Regions from separate parts of the Homo sapiens genome. Here region 2 is linked to region 1. Evidence: chromatin loops called from intact Hi-C (ENCODE). Cell type or tissue: MCF 10A. All regions are shown on one strand.

The links. Peaks named below come from ENCODE experiments on the same cell type or tissue, not always from the same donor. Only the 100,000 strongest peaks of a DNase experiment are listed, where the experiment ranks them.
Region 2: it touches region 1 in a loop (9-fold over the local background); 9 of 110 quality-filtered maps call a loop at or near these places.

The regions. Positions count from the first base shown.
Region 1 is chr1:33,085,346-33,087,845 of GRCh38, forward strand. The region is part of intron 5 of AZIN2 (antizyme inhibitor 2); the gene reads left to right. Among named protein-coding and RNA genes, the nearest start is that of AZIN2, 5.4 kb to the left of the region's middle. In MCF 10A, a CTCF peak has its summit at 1,194 (motif pointing left); a DNase peak (open chromatin) is centred at 1,196.
Region 2 is chr1:32,399,909-32,402,408 of GRCh38, forward strand. It overlaps the pseudogene GAPDHP20. Among named protein-coding and RNA genes, the nearest start is that of BSDC1, 6.7 kb to the left of the region's middle. RefSeq lists an enhancer at 885-1,004. In MCF 10A, a CTCF peak has its summit at 1,098 (motif pointing right); a DNase peak (open chromatin) is centred at 1,133.

The sequences.
Region 1 (2,500 bases):
TAGATAGTTTGGCCAGGGAATGGTTCACTGAGATTTGAATACAGACCCAAAAGAGCCAAGGGATCAAGCCAGGTAGATAACCAGGGAAAGGGCATTTCAGGCAGCAGGAACAGCAGGTGCAAAGGCCCTGAGGTGGGAGCAAGTCCAGTGGGCACTGCTTTGTGATATTGTCATTAGCACTATTTTCTTGGTGGTTAGTAATGGTTGCGTAATATGGCTGGATGTTGTGAGGAGAGTTCTAGAAAGGACTCCTGGAGTCCTGGGCAGGATGACAGGGCTGGAGCGACTCCAGGTTGGGGAGAGGTGTGCACTTGGCCGGGATGGTCAGAATGAGCAGGTTAACCTGTAGCAGGGACCGAATGTTAATGCCTTTCATGGTAGATGAGGTGCTTCCTCTTATCTTTGGGCTAGTTCATGCTTTGCACACCTCGTTTTGTGCATGTCTTCCACGAAGCTCTGTGAGGCACACAGTGGGAGAGACTGCCGTTCTACAGTTGAGGAAACCATGGGGTCAGCCATCTGTGGGTAGCAGAGCCAGGACGTCCTCGTTTCCCACTTCTTCCTGCGGTGCCCTGGGCCTCCACGTGGGATGAAAAGGAGCAGGATCCTTTCAGTCCCCGAGGTCTAGGGTGAAGAACAGGACCAAACCCCACTGCCTAGAGTTTTCTGCTTCAGGAACCCCAGGGGGAGGAGCTTGGTTCTGTAGAAGAAAGGGCAGAGTGAGGTGTTAAGGCTGAGAGAGACCTTGATGACAGCGGGGACTGGAGAAGCATCTGCCCTTTGCTGAGTGTGTCTGTTGTGTCAGGTACTTTGCCAAGTGTTTTCTGTACACGATCTCATTTTATTCTCACAACAGCCCTGTGAGGTAATTACTATTTTTTTTAATGGGGATTCTGACCGTAGCCTGGTGAGGACACATTTAACGTATAAGGAAATGAGAGATGGAGGTTCCGCATCAGGGTGGTGGCAGCTTGAGTCCTGCTGAGTTGCCTTGGACTCTGTTTTTTCCAAGGTGGCTGGGGAGAGGATGGCTGAGCTGGGATTCAGCCAGTGATGGATGCCCTCAGCCAACTGCAGGGGCGAGGAGAGACTTAAGCCCCCTCCCTGTGATGGGATCATGCAGACCCTTTGGTGCGCTTCTGGAGAGGTGGCTCCCCGACTTACAGCTTTTCTTGGAAGGCCAAGGCTGCCCTCTTCTGGTCGTCTGTAGTGGGTGGCCATGCTTAACAGCGTTGTGCCTTAGTGGACACTGACCAAGGGCCTGGCGTAAGCTAGGGCTGGATGTGCAGACAGACATGCGTTGGACGGGGGCCAGGGCCACAGCTTGCTCGGGGACTCTGGTCTACCCAGCCACCTGCCCGAGGACCACTGTATCATCTCTCCTGTCCCAATCGCTTGCCCTCTGTCTCCCTCAGCATCCTCCCATCTTAAAAAGCCTTTGCTGGGCAGCACATCCTCTTCCAGCCCAATCCCTTGCTCTCTTTTCGTGACCAAACTCAACCAAGTTGTCTGCACTTGCCTGTCTGCCCCCATTTTTTCTTTCCTTCAGTACTCCTTCCTTAAGCCATTGCTTCCCAGCCTCCACTTTCACTACTCCAAAGAATTTTCTCTTACCAACATCCCCAGTGAGCACTTACCAACATCCAGTGAGCACTTTACTTTAAACATGGATTGTGAACTAATAATACATGCAAATAACACATTGATTCATTCACCCCAAAAGAAACTAGGACATCAGCTTTATGTCTCCATAGATAATCACCAGGATGGTTTTGGTGGATATGTAGTATTTTTTTTTTTTTTTTGAGATAGAGTTTCGCTCTTGTTGCCCAGGCTGGAGTGCAGTGGCGCAATCTCGGCTCACCGCAACCTCCACCTCCCGGGTTCAAGTGATTCTCCTGCCTCAGCCTTCCGAGTAGCTGGGATTACAGGCATGTGCCACGATGCCCGGCTAATTTTGTATTTTTAATAGAGATGGGGTTTCTCCATGTTGGTCAGGCTGGTCTCGAACTCCCGACCTCAGGTGATCCACCCGCCTCGGCCTCCCAAAGTGCTGGGATTACGGGCATAAGCCACTGCACCCAGCCATATATATATATATTTTTTTTTGAGACAGAGTCTTGCTCTGTTGCCCAGGGTGGAGTGCAGTGGCGTGATCTCAGTTCACTGCAACCTCTGCCTCCCAGGTTCAAGCGATTCTCCTGCCTCAGCCTCCTGAGCAGCTGGGATTACAGGTGCCTACCACCATGCCCGGCTAATTTTTTGTTTCTTTAGTAGAGACAGGGTTTTACCATGTTGGCCAGGCTGGTCTTGAACTCCTGACCTCATGATTCACCTGCCTTGGCCTCCCAAAGTGCTGGGACTACAGGCATGAGCCACCACACCCGACTGGCAATGCATTCTTTAAAAAAAAAAAAGACTCAACAGTAACATATGGTCCTACTTTTAAAGGCTTCAGAAGTGTATAAGATGAAAGAGAACACTGCTTCGACCCCACCTC
Region 2 (2,500 bases), 690 kb before region 1:
TAGTCTTAACTTCTTCCAACCTTATGTCCTGCCTCCCCACCCAGATGATAGCTGCAGGCATCCTGTCCTTCGTTATCTTCACCTTGTCTCATTCCTCACCCCCAGGCCCAGCAGAGTGCTCGCCCATGATGTCCCTAGTGACTGTGGATTCAGTGGGACCCTTTGCTTGGGTTTCTTTGGTCTTCCTTATCTGTTCACCCCAGTACCTTGACCGTTGGCTCCTTTCACTGCCATAACCTCTGGCATCAAACATATTCATCCTTTTTTTTTTTTTTTTTTTGAGGCAGGTCTCACTCTGTCACCCCAGCTGGACTGCACTAGCATGATCATGGCTCACTGCAGCCTCAGCCTTCTAGGCTCAAGTGATCCTCCTGCCTCAGCCTCCTGAGTAGCTGGGACCACAGGCATGTGCCACCATGCCTAATTTAATTTTTTTTTTTTTTGTAGAGATGGAGTCTTGCTATGTTGCCTAGGCTGGTCTACGAACCCCTAGGATCTAGCGATCCACCTGCTTTGGCTTTCCAAAGTATTGGGATTACAGGCATAAACCACTGTGCCCGGCCAATGTCTTCATCCTTAACATTGGGATACTAATTCTGGTTGTTGTAATGACTAAAGAAAATAAATAAAACACCTAGCACATTGCAAGGCATAAAGTCCTCATGTAGGGATTATGATTGTCTTACCTCCTTACCCCTGTCCTCAGAGCCTCATACAATGCTAGGCGCTGGTAGAGGGCTAATGGACATCTGTTGAGTTAAACAGTATGTTGAAAGAACACTGGTTTGGGAGTCAGCAGAGCTAGATTTTAATACTGGTTTATGGGCAGTTGTCACTTTTTCTCTCTGAAATTCAGTTTTTTCACTGTCCTTGGGGCCTCTACAGTCTCCTGCAGCTCTTAGGCAAAGTATGAATGCAGGTAAATCCCACACCCTCAGACCCTCCTTTGACTCAAATCCCCCCTCTGACACTGCTGGACCCCTTTTGGCAGATGATTTTTTTCCTACTCCCCCTACCCACCCCATTAGAATTGGCAGGTGATTCTTATCCCAGGATCCTGGCTTTTGCTCCCAAGGAGCCCTGACACCCAGGTGCCACCAGATGGTGCTGTGGACTCATTCTTCACGGGAAGCTGGCTCCCGGGCTCCCCGGCTCCCTATCTCCCCGGCTCCTAGGAGAGGCCTTCTGGCTCCTCTGGACAGGGTGGGGTTCCTCCGTGGAAGGCTGCTAGGCCTGGGATAATCCTGGGAGGTGACTCAAGCCTTTCAGAAATTTCCAAGGCCCAAGCCCGCCCTCGGTTTGGCGTGCAGATTCCAGCATAGAGTTGGCAGGAGGACTGGCTGCGTAATTTGTAGAACCCAGTGTAAGACCAAAATGCCTAAGTTACTGATGCAGGCAGCACAGGGAATGCCTAAAAGCCCATGGACTGGTTCTAGTTCAGCCCTCTAGAGCTGATTGTTAACATTTCAGGAATTTTGGCCGGGTGTGGTGGCTCACGCCTGTAGTCTCAGCTACCTGGGAGGCTGAGGCAGCAGAATCACTTCAGCCTGAGAGGCAGAGGTTGCAGTGAGCAGGGATCGAGCCACTGCACTCCACCCTGGGTGACAGAGGGAGACCCTGTCTCAAAAAAAAAAAAAAAGAAAGAAAAAGAAAAAAAGGAATTTTAAAAGCTGGTTGTTGAACACGGACATTATTTAATTAAATTTTATAAACTTACCATTAAATAAGTTATAGAGCTGGGTGTGGTGGCTCACACCTATAATCGCAACTTTTCAGGCGGCTGAAGCAGGATGATCGCTTGAGCCCAGGAGTTCAAGGTTACAGCGAGGTATGATTACACTATTGTACTCCAGCCTGGGTGACAGAGCAAGAGCTCATTTCTAAAAAATAAATAAATAAAATAAAAACAAAGGTAATAAATAACCCAAACTCATCACTATGTAATTACTTTTATATATTTCACTATCATTTATGCTCACTTTACTTTTTTTGGCTGGGTACAGGGGACTTTATTGATGGTACATGACAAAGTGCGGTCTCATAGTCCCCTCCCATTCTTCAGGGAGCCTGGCATGGAAACAGTGTTCAGGAGGGGGAGATTCTCAGTGTGGTGGGGGACTGAGTTTGGCAGGGACTCCCCAGCAGCTGAGGGCCTCTCTTCTTCTCGTGCTGTCACTGGGGCTGGTGGTTCAGAGGGCCCTTACTCCTAGGAGGCCATGTAGACCATAAGGTATATCGTTCTGTTGCTGTAGCCAAATTCATTGTCATATCAGGAAATGAGCTTGACAAAGTGGTCTTTGAGGGCAATGCCATTCCCAGCATTGAAGGTGGAAAAGGTGGGTGTCTCTGTTAAAGTTGGAGGAGGCAACCTGGTGCTCTGTGTAGCTCAGGAGGCCCTTGAGGGTGGCCTCCGATGCCAGTTTCACCACCTTCTTGATGTCATCATATTTGGGCAGCTCTCTCCAGATGGCAGATCAGGTCTACAACCCACATGTTGGCA